Linked DNA regions of Homo sapiens: all the other regions are linked to region 2. A link is a loop called in an ENCODE intact Hi-C map of the cell type or tissue named here. Cell type or tissue: dorsolateral prefrontal cortex. All regions are shown on one strand.

Region 1 (8,000 bases), 140 kb after region 2:
CATACTTCCCTGGCTCTTTCTCCACCCTCACCTCTCCCACCTGCCCGCAGATCCCCAGGTACATCCTGACCCTCCATGAGCTCCTGGCCCACACGCCTCATGAGCACGTTGAGCGCAACAGCCTGGACTACGCCAAGTCCAAACTGGAGGAGCTGTCCAGGTGAGGCCTGGCTCTTCAGTGCACCAGACCGGCAGACAGGGCAGGGCTGAGGGTGCCCCTCACCAGGAGTTCGCTGAACCCCTGACAAAGCTTGAGTTCAGATGGGGATTGTAAGGGAGGGGCACAGCTTGCCACAGCTCAAAGCAGAGGCCCCTGGAGTGGTCCTGAGGGGGTTACAACTCAAGCCCCGGTAGGCAGGAATAGTGGGTGCTGTGCTATCCCTGGCACAGATAGGGCCCGAGGGAGGGCCCTGGGCACTCAACACCTCCCAGGAGAGGGACTGTCCATGACTCCCAGGCACTCTCTGCTCTCCAGTGTCAATGTGTCAAAACCTGTGGCCATAGGAGGCCCAGAGGGGGTCCTGGGTGACAGGCCCTCATGTGCCCAAGGCTCTAGTTAACCAGAGGCAGGTAGTGGCAGTGGTTGGATAAGCACATGGCTTGTCCAATCTAGTGCCCCTGTCCTCTGGTCAAGGCCCCTCACCTGGCCCTCTTTCAGCCCCTGAAGCCCAGAGGGAAGCTTCCTCTGCAAGGGCAGACACAGGGGAGCACGGAGGGGGCTCTTGCAGCACCCCAGGCAGCAGATGACTGTGGTCATCCAGGAAGAGGTTCCAGGAAGAGGTTCAGGTCCTGGATGCATTTTGAAGGTGGAACCAACAGGATTTTCTGATGGATTTGATGTGGAAAGAGAAAGACTAGAGTCAAGGGTGATTCCAGGATGTGGGGCTGAGCCACCAGAGGGCGGAGGTGCCATCAACCGAGCTGGAGAAAACTGCAGGAGGGACAGGTCTGGAGGGGAGTTCAGGAGCTTTCTTGGGAGCATGTTGAACTTAGGTGCCAATTCAATGTCCAAGTGTAGATGACAAGAAGGGACTGGGGAATTTGAGTCTGGAGCAGAGGGGAAAGAGAAATCCGGCAATCATCAGCTTGCAGATGGTGTTTAAAGCGACAGCACTGGTGAGACCGCCAAGGGAATTAGCTTGGGCAGGAAAAAGATGAGAACCAGAAGCTGAGCCCGGGGGTATGCACCCTGTGAAGACCAAGAGATGAGGGAGGGCCTTGTGGTCAGAACTAGGCTGCCAAGGGCTACAAAGAAGGTCAGTCTGCAGGGCCTGGGATCCAGCCCCGGCCCTACCCAGGGCACTGCCAAACACTCAGTGCCCTAAAAGTCTTCCTGAGGCCGGCAAGGGGCAGCCAACCAGGCCACAGCTCCCAGCTGGGTGGAGGGAGGGACAGCACAGGGTATAGGCTGCCCCCGATCCTTCCATGACCCAGCCAAGTTGCACACCTGAGTGGAGAATCAGGGCAAGGATGTCATCAGGGTGTGATTGCAGAGTAACGAAACCACCAAGCAGGAAGGTGGAGGGACTCCAGTCCTCCCATGCCCAGGGATCCAAATCCCGCACACTCTTCCCCAAGGGAGAAGGTTTGGGACTCCGGTAAGGCAGCAGGCTCCTCCTTGCTGAGGGATATCCTATCCTGTTGCAAACAGAGCTGCAGGTGGCACATGGTGCCAAGGTATTTGACATAAGACCCTGATCCCTTATCCCCGGGATCCTAGGTGTATGGCCTACTCTTCCTTCCTCCCACCCAACTGCCTGTACCTGGCCCTGAACCCAGCCCAAGTGGCACAGAAGGTTTTCCTATCACCATGACAGCATCCCTTTAATTCTCCTTTCACGCTCCCACAAGCAGGAAGCCATTAGATAGCCAAACCCCTCCTAGGCTGCGCTCAGAAACACTCCCCACCTCTGGGGACTGGGCCTTCCTCCCACCTTTTTATCCTGACCCCTATATTCTCTGCTCGCTGATAACCCAAATCATCATTTCCAGGGCTCCCAGGAGCCTCGCGACCTTGAAACTCCCACCGCCTTCCCAGAGCTCCCCAGCTGTGTGCGCATATGGGTCCCAAACACAGACCCCCACCTGGGGCTGGAACTTAGAATGTGTAAACTGCAGCTGCTCAGGAAAACTAGTTTTGCTACCTTGGAATTACCCGCCTTGTGTTTTACCAAACACAGGCTTCCCCCGCAAAACCCCACCCTCATCAAGAGAAGTGGTTTTAATTACCATTGGCTATTTCCATAATGGATCCATCTCTAGGGAACTAGCATGTGTCCAGAGGTGCCTCCCTCTCAAACATCAAGCAGGGGTCTGGGCTTCCAAGAAGAGCATTGCTGGGGAAGAAAGGGGGAAACTGAGGCTCCCAAGGAAGAGACTCCAGCGAAAGGCCCTGGTCCATTTATTAAAGGGCTAGTCTAGTGAATTTAAGCCTAAAATGCATGTCCTCAACCAGGAAAGATAATAATAACTCTTTTGCAACCAATGATAATAGCAACAACAATCACCACTACCCTTTATTTAAGCAGCTGTCACATGCCAGGCATGGCATAGCATGCACGGGTACCTGAAATCCCTTTTATTCCACCTTTGCCCCAGCATTCTGTAGATGAGGAAACTAAGGATCAGAGGGATTGAGGAGTCTGGTCAATGTCATGCTGATTCAGTTAAGCACAGATCCAGCTCCGGAAGAGGCAGTGTCATCTTTGTTTTGGGGTTTAAATTGAATAATGTCTATGAGAGAAGTTTGTAAGCCGCACATATTAACCAGCCTTCTTGTTGGTCTTAACTGTGGAAATTCAGGCATCAGCAGCAGATAAAAGGTTTTGTACTTTGCTTGGAGTAGGTGGGGTACTTTTGCCAGAAGCCCCCCTTCCCCACTCCCCAGACCCTGCCACTGCCAAATTCCCCTCTACCTTCCCAAGACTCCTGGAAACCCACCAAGGCAAAATTGGCAGCTAACACCCACCTTTTCCCACCAACGCCATTTTGTAAAAGCTATTGGATGGCGCCATCTCTTGGAGAGGAGGGGTATTACAGCAGTCGGAGAGCGAAATAGGGGAGTTGTCTATATTCCCTCCCAGAAGGGCCAGAGCCTACAGAAGTAGGCTAAGGTCAGTCATCCCCTGAGCCAGCGGGATTGCCAGGTGCTCCAAAAGGTAAGCCATTTCAGGGCCCAAGCGATATTAAGGACACAATTATGCAAATATTTGGAGAAAGAGCATTCAAGAAGAAGAGACAGCAAGTGCAAAGGCCCTGAGGGAGTAATGAGCTTTGCTCTTGGGATGGGAATAAGGCTGGTAGAAGGATGAGGGTCAGGGTCATGAACACAGGATGTCTCCTGTGCTCCCATATCCTTCCCAGTGCTGAGCTGCACCTGCTGTCTGTTCTACATAGTTCAGACTGTAAAATCTGACAGATGTGCTTCATAGCTGCTGACTTCAGTTTTCTTTTTTCTGAAATAAGAACACTTGCCTCCTTGAGCTGTCAGAAGGATAAAATGAGGTCGTGCCTATGAAGTGCCCGGCATGCAGCAGGCACTCAGTAAATGCACACTCCCTTCCCCTCCATGACCACAGACTCCACCTGAGAATCCTTGTGCCAGGCTTTCTTCCTAGGTCTGGCCAGAAGCCTGGCATTCTCGCCTCCCTGGGAAGTAGGGGCAGCCTGTCTCTGACTGTGCAGTTTCCCATCCCCACAGAATAATGCACGATGAAGTAAGTGAGACGGAGAACATCCGGAAAAACCTGGCCATCGAGCGCATGATCATCGAAGGCTGTGAGATCCTCCTGGACACCAGCCAGACCTTTGTGAGACAAGGTATGGCCTCTGCACCCTGTCTCCCCTGCCCCCACCAGGTGGGCCCCAGCAGCGGGAGGGAGGCGGCACTCGGGGACGCCACCAGTTGGTTTGGCTGCCACATGCCAAGACCTGCCAATGTGATTGCAGAATATTCCCAGGCTGCTGGCGGAATGCAACAGCTATATGTAGATGTCAGTATCTATACATATAGATGCAGATATTATTGGTTTTCACAGTTTCCTTCTCTCCAGATGTAAACAGAATTCTACCCAGATGGCCTTGGTTTGTCTATTGTATGTCATAGTAAACATCGACATGTCCTTTTTGGGGAGAAAGTATGGGGCGGGGGATGAGGAGCTAACAGTTGTCTCTGTGAGTCAGAAGCGTTTTCAGTGTCTGGGAGGAGGTCAGTGTTGGGTCCATTCCCCTGTCCTTTCCTCATCATCCTCTGCTGCTTTGGAGAGACCATTTTCACAGTGGTTCTCATGGGTAGAAGGTCTTTCCCAAGCTTCAGCCTCGCTTACCTTGGGAGCAGTGTTTGAGAGGCACGGCCCCGTTGAGAGGGGTGGGTGAAGGCTCTCTGTGGCTCAGGGGACTGACATCAGAACTGCAATGCATTTGAAATTCATCACATTCAACTTCCATGTTTTGTGGGAGACTCAGCTCCTGCTGGCATGCCTCACAGGTGACCTCCACCTCAAACGGACCTCCAGAGTCCCTTCTCTGTAGCCCTGGGATTCTCTGCCTAACGAAATACTTGCCAGCGCCTCCCGCTGGCCTGTGCAGCTGCCTTGGACAAGGGTATCACCTTTTCGGAGTTTTGTCCCAGCCCCTGTGTGTGGTGGCCCCTACATCCTTCCCCAGGCCCACCCTGTGACCTGCTGAGCTCAGAGCCAGCCCTGCCTGTTTCTCAGCTCCCCTTGGGCTGTGTTGGGCATTCTCTGTGCCAGAAATATTCTCACACAGTATTTTAGGCCCCCTCTGAAGGAACCCCAAGTGGACCTGGCTTGGAAGTAGCCCAAGAAATGACCCCTCCTGGGGTGGGCAGTATCCCCACAGACCAGAAATCTGCTCCATCACCCTGAGTCAAGGCATTTTCTCCCTCTCCAGCCGGGCTGGACCTGGAGACAAAATGAGTGGATTCTGCAAGGCGTTTCTCACTTGTCAGTCATGCAGCCAGCACTGATACCTGCCCTGCTCATGCCAGACGTACAGGGGGTTCTGGGGACACTCAGAGAACAGCCTCAGCCCTGCCCTCCGGAAGCCTATGGTACAGAGGAAGAGAGTCATGAGGGGACAAACGCAGGAACACCAGGTGCCAGGTGGATCTCCCTGATGCAGGAGGCAGAGTGGTGGCCTGGAGCAGGACCAAGAGAGTCACGAGGGCTTTCCCAAGGATAAGCAGGAATTCACAGGGAAGACAGAGTGAAGGAAGGGCTTTTCAGAACTAAGAGTGACACTCAGGCTAACTTGACCCAGAACTACATGTGAGGCAGAAGAAGGGGACAATGGTAAGAGTGCAGGCTGGGAGGTGTGCCCAAGCCAGACCACTGGGAGGCCTCAAGTGCCTGAATCCTGGGAACAGTGAGGAGCTGTGGACCTCAGTGGGGAGGGGGCCTGAAGGGTATGTATTAGGGTGGGTACACCAGAGTAGGGCAGCAATGGCTTTCATGACAGGCACCTACTCTGCTCAGTAATGGCTTCCTAGAGTGCTGTGCTGAGGACTGAGAAGCTCTGTCTGGGCTCTGCAGTATGGTGCAGTGATTGATTGGTGATGCCTGCCATGGCTGTGGACAACAGGAGTGCAATGTATCTTTTTTTTTTTTTTTTTTAAATCTTAGTAGCTATCTTTTTTACAAGTAGGATGGGAGGCAGGGTTTGCCCTAAGTAGTTCCCAGCAGGAGTGCAATGTATCTTGTTAACCCCTCGGGGCCTGCAGCCAGCTCCCCACTTGTTCAGCTCCCTGCCATCCCCAGACCTCAGCCCAGCCCTTCATTCTCACCACATGGGCCATGCCCTTTGGGGTTCCTTTGCTTGCTTAGCCCCTAGCCCCTGGCTGGGATGTCAGTGGGCCCTGCATGGAGCTTCTCTGATCACCTCTCATCCCTCAGCCATCTGGCCCTGCAGAGAGGCCTAAAGGAGTATCCCAGGGGCACATTTGCTACTGGGAAACAGAATGGACTTGTCCCACTGCTGCTGCCCCAGCATCTCAACCTTCAAGGCTGGGTCAGAGGCAAAGGTCACCCCAGGAGATGGGCTCAGGGTCTCTCTCCTCCACCCACAGGTTCCCTCATTCAGGTGCCCATGTCTGAAAAGGGCAAGATCACCAGGGGGCGCCTGGGGTCTCTCTCCCTAAAGAAAGAGGGCGAGCGACAGTGCTTCCTGTTTTCTAAGCATCTGATTATCTGTACCAGAGGCTCTGGAGGGAAGCTTCACTTGACCAAGGTAAGGGCTACGGGAGAGGGGCTTGGGGGCTGCCCAGCTAGGGTCATGCAGGCGCTGTCCTGGCCAGAGGGTCTATGGGCCCAGGTGGTGGGCAGGGGTGTCAGAGACGTGTGCATGCACACACACACAGATATACACACAACCCATAGTTTGGCCAGCTGGAGAGAGCAGAACTTGACCGATTTTCCACTAGGGAAATCCTGGGAGATGGGAAGGTGAGAATCGAGGGCTTCAGATTCCCCACACTGGGCACCTGGGCAGAGGAGCCAGAGGGCCTGGACAGACCCCTAAAAGGCATGTGTGTGTGCATGTGTGTGTGTCTGTGTGTGTTTGTGTGTATGTATGTGTGGTGTTTTTGTGTCTGTGTGTTTGTATATGTGGTGTGTGTGTATGTGTATATGCGTGTGTGTGTATGTGTGCGTGGTGTGTATATATATGTGTGTGTGTCTGTATGTGTTTATATCTCTCTGTGTGTATTAGTCCATTTTCATACTGCTATGAAGAAATACCTGAGACTGGGTAATTTACAAAGAAAAAGAGGTTTAATGGGTTCACAGTTCCACATGGCTGAGAAGGCCTCACAATCATGGTGGAAGGCAAAGGAGGAGCAAAGGCATGTCTTACATGGCAGCAGGAAGGAGACCATGTGCAGGGGAACTGCCCTTTACAAAACTATCAGATCTTGTGTTACTTATTCAATATCACAAGAATAGCATGGGAAAAATCTACCCCCATGATTCAATTACCTCCCACTGGGTCCCTCCCATGACACATGGGGATTATGGGAGCTAAAATTCAAGATGAGATTTGGGTGGGGACACAGCCAAACCATATCAGTATGTATGTATGTGTATATGTGTTTGTGTCTGTGTGTGTGGTGTGTGTATGCATGTGTGTGTATATATTTGTGTATATGATGTGTGTATTTGTGTATAGTGTGTGTATGTGTTTGCCTCTATGTGTGTTGTGTCTCTGTGCATTTGTGTGTGTTCATTGTGTGTGTGTGTATGGTATATGGCATATGTATGTGTGTATATGTATTGTCTTTCTGTGTACAGGTGTGGTGGATATGTGTGTGGTATGTGTCTGTGTGTCTATGTGTATATCCGTGTATGTTTATATGTATGTATGTGGTGGGTGGGTGTGGTATATGTGTATATGTGTGTGTGTCTGTGTGTGGTGTATGTTTTTGTGTACATGTGTCTCTGTGTATGTATGTGTGATGTATGTGTGGTGTGTATATGTGTGTGTATGTGTATGTGTGTGTGTGTGTTTGTATGTGTGTGTGTGTGTGATGTGTGTATCTGTGTGTGTCTATGTGTGAGATATGTGTTTGTGTGTCTGTGTGTGTGGTATGTGTTTTTGTATCTGTGTGTGTGGTGTGTGTGTCTGTGTCTGTGTGTGGTGTGTGTGAAGGGCAGGGTAGAGGGCCTCCACTGGCTGAGGGCCAAGGCATCACTTGGAGCTTTTCTTTCATCTCCACCCCAAAGGAGCTCTGACAGAGCCCCTTCCAGTGACCTTCTCAGGTGTCCCCTCCTCCAGCACAGGAGACCTGGAGGCTGCTGAGCTGCTCCACACAGAGCCTCAGGACCTTGCGGCCCTGCATGAGACCCTGATGCTCAGCTAACCAGCTCATCCCTAAAGGGGGAGGGAATGAGCATCTCAGACCCCCTCCTGACTCCTCATAGGCCGAGGGCCTTTGCTCATGCTGTCTGTTCAGCCACACAGCCTCCTCTCCCCTGGCAGACCACCTT
Region 2 (8,000 bases):
GGAGCTGGACCTGGAGGGTGGCTCTCAATCCTGAAGAGCTGCAGGGATGCATGTGGAGGGCAAATCTGTGTGACTAAGGCCAGCCTGGAGTGAGTGCAGCCAAGCCAAGGACAGCGGCTAGGAGAGGGGCCAGTGGATTCTTGTGTCGCCACGTCTGTGCTGTGCAGCACTGCAGGCTCTGGGTCAGGGTGCAACTTAGGGGAAAGGCAAGTAAAGCCCATAGCACCGCAGAGCCAGTGGGATGTGGGGGCAGGGGAGACTCATCTTTAGAAAGGGAACAGCTGATCCACTCCACGGCAGTGCCTAGAGAGGGGCCACCTGCCAGTCCAGGGTGGTGTCAGGGGAAGCATAATCATCTCTGCCTTGCTCCAGAAGAAATTGCTGGGATGTCCCCAGGAGCCCAGCAGAGGGCTGGTAGAAGAGGGTGGGCGCTTTGGGGTCCAGAGCCAGATCTAATCCCAGAAGAGCCAGGCATGATGATCCAAACTGAAACAGGGGCTTCTAACCAGGGCCTAAAGCCTGTGAGAGTGCACATGGCACGGGACCTGGGAATCTGAGGTCCCTGTGATCCCAGGGAAGACTCAAGTCTGGGGCAGCCAGGGAGCTCAGCAAGGCAACAAGCAGGGCGATGGGATGAGAGGTTTGGGTCAGAAATGCAGCAGTCTGGTGTGACAGGCAGCCCCTTCAAGGAGTGGAGGAGAAAGAGTGGCAGCAACTGCCCCCTGCCAACCACTGACTAACCCTCTGGACACAACGTTCGTTCTGCACAAGGAGAGAAGGGTCAGCAGGGATGGGCCTGATGAGGAAGACCTTGTAACACCATGGATGTGGGGACCCTGCAGGGTCAGCATCTCCTTTGGGGTTGAAAAGGAGCATGGTTTTGGCCCAGTTCAGCTCTGGAGTCTGGAAAAGGGAAAGGCTCACCCAAGGTCACCCTGCAGGTAGGCAGCGGAGGCAGGAGCAGATGCCAGATCACATGGTGCCTCCACAGCCCCTGGTGGCCTCCCCTATAACAACACAGAATTGAGAGTGCTGTTTTTTCTCTCACACATGCGCAGCAGCATTCCTAAGCACCCACGTGCCCTGGGCTGCCCTGCGCAGAACGTTTTCCTGTCACATGGCTGGAGATTTGTCTTGTAATCATTACTATTAATTTTAACTTTGGAGGGCATCCAACATACTCAATCTCATGTAACGGAGCCCTCTTCTGATTCTGCAAGGTCTTCTGAATTCCCCTTTTGCAAATAAGGAAACTGAGGTTCAGATAGGCTAGGTAACTTACTCAAGGTCACACAACTAATTAGTGGCAGAGCCTGGATTCAGACCCTTTGCCGAAACCCTACCAGAGCGAGTCAGCATGTCCACACACTTTTACCCACCTCTGACAGTCTATGGCTGTCTGCTCCTCTCTGGCCCCCTCCTAGACATGTAGACAACCAGAGAACAGGCTTTCAATTTCTCCTTTTAAAATTTGCTCACCTTAGTCTTAAAAGACAAATGCCCTTATGCTGACCCAAGGGAAGGCTGAAAATCGCAGGAGGCCCCCTGCTAAAACGAATCAACACCGGCTAGACCTCCCTCAGGTTCAAGATGAGATCATCCCCTGAAACAGGAAGCATTGCCTCCCACCAGACCAGTCCTCGTGTTTTCTCTGGAACAGGGATGGGGGTGGCCAGCGCAGGGGTCTGCGTTGCAGAGCATCTTTCCCCAAGGGAGCTACAGATATTGCAGGTGCTTAAGTCTTCATGAAGCCTGCGTTCAGCCTGGCCTTCGCAAGGAGACAGGTCCACAGAGCCACAGTACAAATCTCATGCAGAGTGTACAATAACAAAAGAATGCCCCCCCTTCCAGAACTGAAACGTGCATGAACTAAGAGGATTCGTGTAAAGAACCCAGGTCAGAGGCTGTACCATCTCATCTGTGAAATGAGAAGAATAAACAAGAAAAACATTCACCTCCATGGGGAGTTTGAATAGACACATTAATCCCTGGGCATAGGTGCCCAGTACAGATTAGCCCAATTTAAACAAACAAAAAAAATGATGATGTTTCTTCTGCTAAAAAGTGTTTTTATCATTTGTCTCTTTACATTTTGAGATTTTATGTCTAATTCTAAAGCAATCCATATTATTTACCTTTTCTAAAAATTTTTAAACATAAAAACAAATTTTTAACATAAAATATGCTGAGCAGCATTCATTCAAACCAAAATTAAGCACCTTTGTAATCCCACCATTTTGTTTAGTCTATAAAGAAGTGAATGCTTCACCCCTCTCCCAACCCCTCTCCCCACTGGCAACAACTATTAACTCTCTTGTGGTTCCTTCCAGGTCTTTATCTCTGTTTAAATAAATACATGTTGACATATGCAATAGATAAATAATGATCAAAGGCATTCTAAGTATCTTCCTTATGTAAGAAAGAATAATAAGCATGTTAAATAAGAAGAAAAAATTATAATGTTTTAAAATATAAAAGATAGGGCACCCTATCAGTGGACTGACCCTGCACAGCTGCCTCCTGCCCTGTGCCCTGGGTCAGTGGGCAGCCAGGGCTGCAGGGAGTGGCTGTGACTCAGTCTGACCACTGACCCAGGCAGACAGGGGAATGCAGGCAGGAAATGTCAGGCGCCCATCAGGGGAATGGGGCTTATCGATGTGGCATCGGCACCTGCCTCTGGGGAGCTTCAAGAAGTGCTCTGCATGGAGCTGACAGGTCCATTAGTTGTCAGTTCTGGCCATATCTTACTGGACTGGCAATGCAGCCCACAGCCAGCTGGAAGACACGCCCAGATAACACGATCCTGCAGGGTGTAACAGGACATCGTGCCTTTGCTGGCAGTCATAATAAATACCAATTGCTGAGTAATGACAACACAGGGTGTTTTTGCTGGTATTCCTATTTAACCCCCTCACAACACTCCTGAAAGATAGCTTTGATTGACTCCACTTGTAAATGAGGAAACCGAGGCTCAGAGGAGTGAAGTTACCAGCCCAAGATCACAGGAGGAGGGAGAAAGCCCACATTTTCATCACATTCCCTATGGTCAGAGGAGCAGTTCATGGTCTCATACTCTTCATGTTACCCCACATGAAAGAAAATTTTCTCCCCACTTGACAGAGGAGGAAATTGAGACTGAGAGAAGTCAAAATCTGTATCCTTCCAATCAGAAAAGCCCTATTCTTCCCTTCTGGGGCCCAGCGTGGAGGTGGTGCTGGGAAATTCTGAGAAGGGCAGGTTGCATAACATCCTTGTTCTCCGCCAAAAGCTGCAAACACCCACTTACCCCATTCACGAATCTGGGCAATGAGTAGTGGGAGTCAGGGAAAGATATTTTAAAAAATTATCTTCAGTCAGGGAATTTCACAGTATAATTATATAGTGAGGACACCAAATTAGCAGAAAGAAGGGACTGCCAGATGCAGCAGCCACACACCACTGCCTACATCCCCATGTTCACAGCCGGCTCACAGCCTCTGGGGTGGGCTGGGGAACTCTCCCTCTAGATCCTAAATACACATGACTCTTTAACTGATAGAAAGATATCACTGGAAGACTCCACAAAGACCATCAACCCCAATCCCCTCACCTTACACTTAGGGAAACTGAGGTCCCATAAGAGAAGCTGTGTGTTTGAAGTCACTCCCTGATAGGCTCAGGACTAAGGGCCAGTCCCCTAGCTCCAGCCCCTGCCTCCAGACCCACCCAGCTCCTTGGAGCCAAGAGACAGAAATAAACCATGCTTGGGCTTTTAGAGTCCAAAATAAATGCATGTACAGCTCTTTGCATTGTTACCATGGTTATAGATAACAAGGGCTGTGGCAAAGCACAGCAAATTAGTTAATGATGAGAGAGAAACTTCCAACAGTGACACGTTCTGCATGAACAAACTGCTTTCCTGATTCAGTGGCAGGCTGGACCCCAGTGGCAGGGCAAGTGTCTGTGGTGAGCAGGAGAGTAATTACGGTGGAGGTGAGAGCAGGCATAGCATGTTATTCATGGCCTGTCTCCGCCTTCCCCCCTCCCTCTGTCACCAAACAGAATGTGAACAATGGAAGACTCACATGATCTGTTTCAGCCTTGCCTCCCAGGCTGTCAGGAGAGGCGGTGGTTGTGTTCCCTCTGAGACCCACAGGGAGGCAGCCGCTGGCTCTTGGCAGGATGGGAGGTTAGCACTTGAGCTCAGGAGTTCGAGACCAGCCTAGGCAACATAGTGAGACCCTATCACTACCAAAAATAATTTTAAAAATTAGCCTGGCATGGTAGCATGTGCCTGTATTCTCAGCTACTAAAGAGGCTGAGTTGGGAGGATTGCTTGAGTCCAGGAAGTTGAGGCTGCAGCAGTGAGCCATGATCATGTCTTTGCATTCCAGCCTAGCAGACAGAGCAAGTACCTGTCTCAAAATAACAACAGCAAAAAGGAATTTGGCAAGGCTAAACACTTAAGTCTTCCATAAGCCTTGCTTGATCACTCAGTGAATTTCCTCTTTGTCCTCAAGCTCCTGAGGCACCTGGCTCCAGTCCTTACCTGTGGTGGTTTGAAAAACTGGCTGCAGTTCTTCTCCCCATTATATCCACACCTCTTTGCAATGTGACTTTGCTGCTTCCCCCATGAAGAGAAAGAGTCCATTTCCCCTCCTCTTGACTCTGGACTGTCCTATTAACTCACTTTGACCAACAGGATGTGTGGCTGTGCTATAAGTACTGAGTTCTTTGTCTCTGACCCAGGAGTCTCATGTCTTCTGCCAGAATCTATGAAACAGTTACACACTAACCTATTAGCATATGAATAGGGTAAAAATCAAAACTCAGATCTAATACCAACCAGCCATGCTCTTGCCCTAAGACAATCGCAGTCTCTGTTCCCTCAGCATGGAATACATTTCCCTCACCAATCCACATGGCTTACTCTCTAACTTCCTTCAAATCTGCATTAGTCCTTCCTCTGAGAAGCAGATGCTGCAATGGATTAATCATGCAAGGCTTTTATTAGGGGAAATGCCTTGCAAAAGGAATTAGGGATGGAGCAGAGGAAGGCGGGGGTTGTAGTGGGATCATGGTACAAGTCTGACCCCAGGGGAAGGAGAAAAGAGAGAAGGTAGACTGGAAGCCTCCTCTAGTGCTGGGCAGGCTAGGAAAGTTTTGACAAAACCTTCAGGGAGTCCCTGAGCTAAAGTGTGCTGATGAGGAAGTCCCAAGTCTCCCAGGAGACATAGCCTTCATACAAAAGCAGCAATGAATTTCAAAATGAAATAGCCGTGGCCTTCTGTCAGTTATGCTCCCTGTAGTAGAAGGTCTCACAAGACACTTTATCATGGCCACCATAAGACCTCTGCTGAGATGCCCCAGTCTTCCCTGACCACTCCATATGAAAGACCAAGTCCCCCTCAGTGCCCTTTCATTCTTCCCTGCTTTATGCTTTTTAATTGCTCTTATCACCACTGATTATGTAATTACTTGCTTACTTGCCTCATGGCAGCAGAAATTTTTGTCTGTTTCGTTCTCTGCTATATCCTAGGACATTGAATAGTCTCTGGCACTCAAAATAAAAAATGGCTAAATGAATGAATGAACACATAAATGGATAAAATAAGAAATGTTTCCTGATAAGTGCTGAAGGGCCACTTTCAAACTGTATAAACCCCATGTTATAGGCTGAATATTTGTGTCCTCTTAAAATTCATATGCTGAAGCCCGAACTCCCAATGTGATGATATTTGGAGATAGGGCCTTTGGGAGGTAATTAAAGCCAGATGAGATCATGAGGGTGGGCCCTCATGATGGAATTAGTGCCCTTCTAAGAATAGACCAGAGTGTTTGCTCTCTCTCTCTCCATGAACAGAGGAAAGGCCATAGGAGCACACGGCAAGAAGGCAGCCACCAGCAAGCCAGGAAGAGAGTCCTTAACAGGAACCAAATCAGCCAGCTCCTTGATCTTGGACCTTCCCACCTCCAGAACAGTGAGAAATAAATGTCTGTTATTTAAGCCACCTGGTCTGTAGTATGTATTTTATTATAGCAGTCTAAGCTGACTAAGACACCCTAAGTTCAACGTTAGGTAACACTTATCAGTAAGTTTTCGGAACACTCCAAGTAATGTTCCGAAATAATCATGTCTTATTCTACATAACTTCAACTGTCAGCAGGAAGTAGGACCACCTTTCTTGCAGCTGCTACTAGTTGACAAGGAGACAGGAAACTGTATATTTGTAGCTGGTAGTGACAAGTATATATAGGGAGGGGAAGGGGACAATATCTTTGGTTGAGCATCTAATTTTCCATCCACTTAAATTTTCTGTCTCAGAAAATTCCCATCTCATCCTGGACGCTTACACACAGCAGTGCCCCAGAAGACATGGTGTCAGGCGACAATGGGCTGGCCTTGAGGTCTAATCAGCCCCTGAGCTCTGGGGCAGTTTTCCCTACCTTGTTACCATGGCAATACGGAACCCAGCTGCAGGTGCCCACCTGTCACCAACACCAGGGCCAGACTCTGATTGCATCTGAACATGCCTATCAGTGTGGGAAAGGAGGAAGCAAATGTGAAAAGGCCTTATATAGACCCAGGAAATTGTAGGTGGTAGTTAGGAAGCAAGTCTGGGATGCAGATCTCTTGACTTTCTCAGCTGGTTGCCTGAGTCCCCTTGGTGTGTGCACAAAATCCCAAGGCGCCCTCTTTCTGTGGCAGGCCAGCTGTGACCATACTAGGTACCTCAACTCCTGTAGGCAAGCACTGGTGGGTTCAAAATTCAGAAGAGGCGGTCACCATAATTCCTGCTTCCACCAGAAATTCTTAATCTGCTTATACCTGAGGCTCATCCCCCATATCTGTTACTTGTTCCCATGTTCACCTCCAAACCAAGGGTGGGAGTCCAGGCTCCATCCTGTTCTCCTATCTGTTGGTCCCTGCTTACCCATGTGACCCTCTCCCCACAACCTACTCTGTCCCCAGCAGCAGTGGTATCTCCAAGGAGACATAAGGCATGCCAAGATGTGTCAGTCCTAGATTGCCAGGCCAGGGCTCCAGATTCTGTGATCACTCTCACTGCTGAGGCCTTTAGGGAGCTCTTCTCTCCTTATCCATCCCCCAGAGAAAGCTGCTGGTCACTCTTCACCATGCCATACCACCTTCCTGGACCAGGACCCTTCTTCCTCTTTACTTGGGCCATTGCATCAGCCTCCTAAACCATCCCCTGCTGTTACTCTTCCCTGCCTGCTGGGCCCTGAAGTGATGTGGACTCAGGATCTCACAACATTTTTATGAATGCCACTCTTCTGACTCCTGGCCCAAACCTCTCTCCATCAGGGCTCAAAGCTGATTCACATGGTTTGTCTCTGTGTCTCCACCCAAATCTCTTGTCAAACCTTCTAGTGCTATCTCCTGATAGAGTTCTCACGAGATCTGGTTGTTTGAAAGTGTACATCAATACCCCCTTCGCTCTCTCTCTTCCTTCTGCTCAGCCATGTGAGACTCGCCTGCTTCTCCTTTGCCTCCCACCATGACTGTAAGTTTCCTGCGACCTCCCCAGCCGTGCTTCCTGTACAGCCTGCAGAACTGTAAGTCAATTAAACCTCTTTTCTTCATAAATTCTTTATAGCAGCATGAGAACAGACTAATCATTGATCCTCAGGGCAGACCAATGGTAACGGTCTTGCGGGGAAGAAAGGACAATCACTGACATCCCCCCATTCTCCTCATTTCCCCATCTTTGCATATACCCCTAACCCTCCCTCCTTCCCTAGACCAAAACAAAAGCCTCACACATATTAACACAAGCAACCAGATCCCTGGAGAACAAGGTGTCCTCCATGCCAGATGTACGCACATGGCAGCTCTGCTCCAGTCAGGATGCCCTGTTATGTCCATAGATGTGGTAGTAGTATTTTCAGCTATAGGACTACTCACAGCTGCAAGTAACAGAAACCCAGCACAGCATTCCACACATTGATTCTGCCCTGTAAGAAGCCCAGAGCAGGGCAATTCCAGGTTTGATCGGTTC
Region 3 (8,000 bases), 66 kb after region 2:
TGCTTGGAAGAAGGTGTTGATCCCTAAAGGAAATGCAAAGCTCCCATCTGGCCACCCTTTCCTCACTCAGCACTCAGAAATGCTGGAATTCAGGCCCCTGAAAGAGAAAGTCCATGCTTTCACTGAAAAGGTCATGCACCAAAATTCTTACCAGGAAACCTCAACAGGATTGAAAGCAAAAGCCTCTCATCTCCTACACCGACCTGTGACTGATGGCATAACTAGCTAAAGATGAGGAGGTCCCCAGGTATCAGCTCACCTCTGTTAATAAAAGTTCCCTGGCAGATTCAAACTTCTTCCCTAACAGATAGCAGATAGCAACCAGTGACCCAGAAAAAATACAGAGATGGCCAAAGCTTAGACTTTGTTTGACACAACTCTGGGTTCCACACACAGGTTCCTACGCACCATGACCCCTCACATACCTCTGTCATCTCTGTCATCAAACAGCAGAACAAAGCACCACTTTGAAACCCTGAAATCCCTCCCCAGGGACCAACAGCATTTTTCCCCACGAGATGCCACACCCACCAGAGGTGGAGAAGGACTTCAGCAGGACAGCCATGAACATCTGGCACGGGAGCTCTGTGGACATCCTGAAGCTGCCATGTTTGGACATGACCTGCCACAGAGTGGCACGTGGGCCACTCCAATGGGACATTTTCCCCTTCCTGAGCCTCCATTTCTTTACCTGTCAAGTGGGGTTGTTGTCAGGGAGAGGGCCTTCCAAAGGAGTCTACAACCCCAATGCTTGGTGGCTCCAGTTTGAGCACACACAGCAAATTCAGAAGGCAAAGCCATTCAGTTCATTTCCCTTTTAGCTGTACTAGCCAGGGTTCTGTAGGATGCAAGTGATAGAAAACCAAACTGGCTTAGGCAGAAAAGGGGAATTCACTGACTAATTTAACTGAAAAGTAGATGCAGGCACAGCTGGATCCAGTTAAACAAAACCATCAAGAACCAGTCTCCTTCATTCATTATTGCTGCTTTTCTCATGCTGGCTTCAGTCTCACTGATACTGGCAAGACTGGCTGCCAACAGCTCTAGGCTCATATCATATGCTTTTCAGCATCCCCAGCAAAAAAGAAAATGCATATTCCCTGAGAGCTTCAGAATGCCCCTAGAATTTCATTTCTTTGGCTCTGATTGGCCTGGCTTGGGTCACATGATCATCCCTAAGCCATTCACCAAAGTCAGAGGGTGTCGTGATGATTGGTCAGGCGTGGAGCTGCAGGTAGAGTCACTTTTCATCTGGGCCATATGGCTGAAAAGTGGGAAAGAGGAGCCCCAGAGGAAACCAGGGTACTGTCACCAGAAGAGGGAATGAATGCTGAGCAGCCAAAAAAAAAAGTCCACTTCATTGGCTCTTGCTCTTCTATGAGATGAAGTCCCCAATCTAGAATTCTAGCATCTGATATTTTTGTGGCCCTCTGGGCAGCACTGTTTCTAGCCTGCCCTGGAGGTGCCCATCCAGGGTGTGAGGTCCAAGGCAGAGAAGATGGGGTGGTGAGTCCTGCTGTCCCTAGCTACAAAGAGGACGCAAGCGTCTGGTGATGCCTCCCCATCAGCTAGCTGGCAAGTACCCACCTGCCTCCCTGCCCACCACAGCAGCCCCAAGGCAAGGCCACAAGAGGTGATGATCCACAGAGTGAACACAAAGCAGCATCAGAGAGTCCAGAATCTCAGCACCCTTTCGAGCCCCTCTGCAAATCAGGATGCCTACATTCGGCAGCTTTATCCCTGAGCTCTGGCCAGAGGGACATCACCTCTGTGCATCTCAAACTCCATTCCATTGTGTACATGGCTTCCCCTGGGCCCCAAAACCAAACCCACACAGAGCCTGAGCTCCCCATGCAGTAGAGGTCTCACCAGCAAGACTTGTTTCCAATAGGTCTGTTTATGGATGATGCTGGATCTCTTCCAGATCCGCCTCTCCTGATTCACTCTCCACCTTGATCCATGTTCTAAGAAGCTTATCTTTATGGACTTCATTGACAGGCTCCTTGGCCGTCCGCCTCCTGGTTAGGTTTGTTCAATGGGAAGCATCCATAGGAGATCGGGAGAGGGTGGGGAGAAGTTGGAATGTCGATTCCTTCCAGGTCACCATGGGTTGTCTCTGTCCCTTAATGAAGGTCATAGCTCCTGTTGCATGATCCTCCCAACATGGCTCTCCCTTTGGGACTAGCAACTACCCCTTCAAGCCTCGTTGGTGACAGCTCCCCACTGTTACTGGCCCGGGGCTACTGCACCGTCCATTATGGTTTTCATAAACCCTGACACACCTTTTCAAATAATTCTGCTAATAACTGTCCTCTGTTACTCAGAGTGTGTCATCTGATTCCTGCCAACACCCTGTCTAATCCATGGCCCATTCCATGTGACCCCTTGGCTTTCCCAAGGCAGAGTCCAGGTATCTTCCGGAGCATCAAAACTGAAAGGAACCTGCTCTTGTGGCTTTAAAACTTGCAGCAGAGGAGCATCAGCTTAAGTGGCAACCCTCACAATGAGGCTTTGTCATAAGAAAGTAGTGGTGGTAACAGCACAGATGAGAATCAAAAAGAGATTAAGCGACGTGCAGGTGGAAGACTTTACATTGACTGCTAAGAGGGAAGAGTGCTGCAGGCCAAGAGAAGAAGGAACGGCATGTGCAAACACCAGAGGCATGAAGCAGCCTGGGAGGACTAGGGAACCTCATGCAACTCAGCATAACGTCAGCAGAGGATGCAGGGCAGAAAAGGGGGAGCCTTGAATGGCATGCTGGTGAGCTTACATTTTATTCTAACAGTAACGGAGAGCAAATCAGGGGCTTCTTATTCTCAGATCTAGAGAGAAGCCAGATTGCAGGGAGGAAGGCCAGTGAAGAGTCTGTTTGGGATTGAGAATCTGGCAGTAGGGATGGAGAAAAAAGGAGAAATAGAGAGAACTCAAGAGATTGTATATCTGAGACTTGGTGACCATCTGGCAGTGGGTGAAGGAGGCATTTTACTGAGACCCAGAGAAGTGGAGCAACTTGCCCAAGGCCGTCTAGAAAATCAGCAGTCTTATGGCACACTGAACCAAGGTCTTTTGACCCCAGTCAGGACTAAGTGCATTTCTCAGCAACTTGTAAATTAAAGTCGATCTGATGTTCGATGTAATCAATTCTGCAGACTCTTGCTTGCTGAACTGCCCACCTAAGGACCTCAAACTCCGTAACTCCCTTGCCTTCACATACCCAAGATGATTTGGAACATGCTTCCTTATCTCCCATGTGTATACACCTCCTTCTCAGCACAAGGACTGTATTTGAGCACTTGGTCCCTTTGGATAAGAAGAAAGCTGCCTGTTCCTCACCCTAGAAATAAGGCAATGTCTTTGGCACACACCACCCTGGATTCCTCTGACATCTTAGGTATCCGGAGCTTTTCAGAGGAAAATTCTGCAATGAGACAAGGGCAGAAGCCAAAACAGTTTTCGAAGCAGCAAAACATCACAGAAAGGGGCTAAAGAAATTGGCCTTCCAGTTGTACTGTGCCTCTAGCTAACCTGGCAACCTCAGGTTCTCTTCCTTCCTACAGGTTGGGATGAATGAAGGGCATGTAGAGTGGTTAGACTAAGTGATTTCCACAGTCCTTTTCAAATATAACTCCCTGTGCTACTGTGAATGATTCCAGGATTAAGAGACTCAGTTTCAAGTCTTGTTTGTGTCACTGGGGAAATCACTTAATGTTTTGAGCCATCTTTTCCTCATCAGTAAAAATAGGAGAGATGACAACAATCTCACTGTATTGTTCATGCCTATCTCAAAGGGCTATTGTATCTCAGAGCTCAACAGGCACTAACTCACAGCAGACTAAAGGCAAACAGGCTAGAATCAGGCCAGGTGACCTGCAGAAGGATAACATAGGTCACAGAGATCACATTCTCAGCACCAAAGTTCCCCAGGAGGTGATGGAGTCCCCACCGTGGGGTCCAGCCAGAGACAAGGAATCTGGAAAGAAAGATACTCCCTGGCTCCATTCCTAGGAGAAGGAGCTTGTTATCCTCAAGAGTACAGAGGACAGTTCAAGGCTGTACTGTGAGCCTCCAAAGGTATCAAAACCCTAGGCATTCTTCGAGGAGAGGAACTTGGAACTGGGATCAAGACGGGGGCACCTAGGCAGGGGCTGCAAGGAGGACACAAGCTCAGAAACTGGCGGGAAAGTCCTGTCACAGGATCAGAACTGTTAGTGGGTAAAGCAGGCAGCCACTTGAGGAACCAAGCAGGGGACCAGAATTAGGCTAAATGAGAAGCAGGCTCAACACCCATTTCCTTACAGTCGGAACCCAACACGTTCGGGAATCACTCAGGAACTAGGGAAGAGCAACAACTGAAGATGGCGCATCTGTGTGCCCAGCTACGGAGAGCTGGGATGGTAGACCAGGAAGGTGAAGCACAAGAGAAGAGAAGTTAACAGCTACGAGAAGCAGCTGAAATGGTGACTTGGAAGGCACTTTGAAAACTATAACACACTCTGCAGACAGAAGGCGGCAGTCTTCTCCCTCTTGGTTATCTGGAATCTTAGGAGGCAGTGTGACGTCGTGAAAAGTGCGTGGGATGTGAATTCCATAAATTAAACCCTGCCACATGTGAGTTGTGTGACTCTGGGCGGTTTCTTTAATCTCTCTGAGATTTCGTTTCCATCCAAACCTGTTATACCCTTCCTCCCAGGCACATGGCTAGTCCACATTTCCCAACTTCCCTTGCACTTAATGAGTGGCCAAATGACTAATTTTCACCAATGGAATGTGAACAGAAGTGAGATATGCCACTTCTGAGATGGAGCTTTAAGAAAGAGGCTGTGCCTCTGCCCCACTATTTCCCCTCCCACGGTTAGAATCTGACTAAGTTACATGCTGACTAGAACAAGGCCCTAGGGAGTAGCAGAACCGCAAGATGAAAGAAGCCTGGATCCCTGAATCGCCATGTGGAGAGACACTCACCCAAATACCCTGGACTATTAATAAATCAGAGGAATAAACTTCCACTGGGTTTAAGCCATAAACTTTTGGATTCATTTGTAAAGTCTAGCCTGTGTCAGCTAAGACCCAGAAACAGACCTGGGAGTTCATTTACAGTGTATTTAGGCCATGTGTCTCAAGGAGTTGTGCAAAGTCTAAGAGCTCGAAAGGTGGGACATTGCTATGGTTTGAGTGTCCCCACCAAAACTCCTGTTGAAATGTAATTGCCAGCCAGACACAGCGGCTCACGCCTGTAATCCCAGCACTTTGGGAGGCCGAGGCAGGAGGATCACTTGAGATCAAGAGTTCGAGACCAGCCTGGCCAACATGGTGAAACCCTGTCTCTACTGAAAATACAAAAATTAGCCAAGTGTGATGGCACACACCTAAGGCCCCAGCTACTTGGGAGGCTGAGGCATGATAATCGCTTGAACCTGGGAGGCAGAGGTTGCAGTAAGCCTAGACTGCACCACTGCACTCCAGCCTGGATGACCAAGCGAGACTCCATCTCAAAAAAAAAAAAAAGAAAAAAAGATTAATTGCCAATGTAATGGTGTTGGGAGGTGGTGCATTTAAGAGGTGATTAGTTTGTTATGATAGATTAATGTCTTAGTTCTCACAGGAATAGATTAGTTCTCATGGGACTGGATTAATCCCTGTGAGCATGAGTTGTTATAATGTGAGGACACTCTTGTGTTTTGTCCCTTCACAAGTGTCCAATCCCCCTTGACCTTCCACCATGTTATGATGCAGCATGGAAGCCCTTGCCAGAACCAAGCAGATGCCAGTAACAGGCTCTAGGACCTTCCAGCACCAGAATCATAAGCTACCTAACCTCTTCTCATTATAAATTAGCCAGTGTCAGGTATTCTGTTATAGCAACACAAAATAAGCTAAGACATGAAAAGTTATTCATAAAGTGATTCTCCATGTTGGGCACCACAGTTGCAACAAGAAACCCCTCATTGATTTTTCCTTTTTTTTTTTTACTTGAAATATTGAAATAATCCTAATGATAATATATTTTTTAAACTCTCTGAATTCCATTTTTTAAAAATCCTGTCCTATTTTGGACTCTGCAACAAACCTACTCCAAAGAATCAGTATGGGATTTTGGACCAACCGTTCCTCATTTAGTAAGGCAGTAAAAATCTCTGCTCCAGAATACTCTAGAAACTCTCTAGAACTGTACCATTGTAGATGGATGAACACTCTAAATAGCTGAAGATTTGCCTACTCTCTTAAGCACCAGAAGTTTTTGACTGAAAACATTTCTTAAAGTGTTTTATTTCTTTACTATCGTAACTTTTTATTACAAAAAGTAGAAAATATAGATCAGAGAAGAAAGAATATTGAATCTAAATAAGAAACTGAGCACATATGCCTACCTCCCCTCCCACTCCCCTAAAATGATTCAAAAGATCAGATTAGCTGGGCCTGATTCCAATGAAGGGGGTGGTAAATCTTTGACTTATTTTTCATATTCTTCTGTGTTTATAAGTCAATTCTAGCTCTCTGTATTTAACAAAATTGGATTGAAAGAATACTGGAGAAGCAAGAATAGCAAACTAAGATTCCAGTGTCCGGAATTCTAGTTCTAGCCATAAACCTGTGACCTTTAGCATGCCTTTTTCCCAATCAAAAGATGAGGAACTTCGGCTAAATTATTCCTAAGTTTCCTACCAGCTCTGTATCGTTTAGGGTCCAGCAGGAAACAGATGAAACATTCAAATTGGGTAATTTGAGAGGCGGTTGTAATAAAGGGACTATCTGCAAAGGTTTGAGCTGGGAGTAGGGAAACCACAGGAGCCGGTGCACTGCCCTAGAATAAGAACATCCCTAGTCCTAGAGCAGTAAAGGCAGGGAGCAGTTACAGGAGCCTAGGGACAGGGCTGGTAGGAGAGGTGCAACACCAACCTCATTCTCCTCTCTCCCTCCAGGAAAACAATTATCTTGGTCCAACCCGCATCAGAAGCCCTTGATGCAGTTGAGACCCACAACTGATACCAGCCTCCTGGGACACAGCAGAGTGGAGAAGAGTGGAGAGCAGGTCTGGAGTGGCAAATGGGAGCTGTCCAGCACAAATTTGTACTGATGATTGCACTAGTGCATGATACTCTATCCTCTGGGCTCATTGAAGGCTTAGATACGTTTCTCTTCACTTACTGTCAACCACATGTTTGGCTCACTCACCTATGAGTTTTTCGTGCCCAATCCAAAATGTACTAGGAGGCCGCATCACCAGATTCACTAAAAGGCACTGTATAATGTAAACGCGGAGGCAATGAGCTATGACCTAGGGGGCTTAACTCTGGTAACAACGGAGCTTGGGAGTACATGGACACTAGTGGTGTTCCTTTTGGCTACTCAGGGGCCCTTTATGTTTGTTTCCTGGCCTGCTGCTGAGCTCTAGACTTTAGCAAGTCCTTGAGCCTCAGGGACACTGGACAGTGTTAGAGGAGAAAAATATCAGCTTTCTCCAGCCCTGGTGCTCTTGACAGTACAAACATCTGCAACTTCGGTGCACAGCTGCACTTACTCTAAACAGAGATCAGTATCAGAGATTTGTTCCTGAATAATATAATTTATTAAACTGATATGTGCCTAGATATGTGTCCAACTCTACCCCCTGTGAAAAGAGTGTGTGTTCCCTTTCCCAAAGTCCATGGAACAATCACAAAATTGACCAGATACAGGACAAAACAAAAACAGCAATAAATTTTGAACTGTAGAAATAATACAGACCATTTTTCTGAGCACAATGCAATATAGCTAGAAATAAGCAAAAGCAAGCAAAAAAAAATCAACTTGGAAATTCAGAAAGTACTCAGTTAAACTTTGATAAATATCCACCTAAAGAATAAATCAGTTTCATACTATTTTAATATAGTGGTAATCAGAAATTTATATAGCAATCCTGTTGTATCTGGAAGAAATCTGCACTTACAAGAAAAGGTGTAGTCTTAAACACTATTATTATTAAACAAGAAATAATGAAAATAAACTAAGCATTCAAGAAG

What was found. A loop is a pair of places that touch in the nucleus more often than their neighbours do. Peaks named below come from ENCODE experiments on the same cell type or tissue, not always from the same donor. Only the 100,000 strongest peaks of a DNase experiment are listed, where the experiment ranks them.
Region 1: it touches region 2 in a loop (3-fold over the local background); 6 of 110 quality-filtered maps call a loop at or near these places.
Region 3: it touches region 2 in a loop (2.4-fold over the local background); 4 of 110 quality-filtered maps call a loop at or near these places.

Annotation. Positions count from the first base shown.
Region 1 is chr15:79,023,560-79,031,559 of GRCh38, reverse strand. RASGRF1 (Ras protein specific guanine nucleotide releasing factor 1) reads left to right here. Exons shown (of 27, transcript NM_001145648.3): 8 at 51-160; 9 at 3,701-3,819; 10 at 6,086-6,246. Among named protein-coding and RNA genes, the nearest start is that of RASGRF1, 63 kb to the left of the region's middle. In dorsolateral prefrontal cortex, CTCF peaks have their summits at 2,799 and 3,020 (motif pointing left); a DNase peak (open chromatin) is centred at 3,023.
Region 2 is chr15:79,165,174-79,173,173 of GRCh38, reverse strand. No RefSeq gene overlaps it. Among named protein-coding and RNA genes, the nearest start is that of MIR184, 41 kb to the left of the region's middle. In dorsolateral prefrontal cortex, a CTCF peak has its summit at 4,137; DNase peaks (open chromatin) are centred at 3,423 and 4,093; H3K27ac peaks cover 621 bases.
Region 3 is chr15:79,098,939-79,106,938 of GRCh38, reverse strand. No RefSeq gene overlaps it. Among named protein-coding and RNA genes, the nearest start is that of RASGRF1, 12 kb to the right of the region's middle. In dorsolateral prefrontal cortex, no CTCF peak of the experiment used is centred here; no DNase peak of the experiment used is centred here.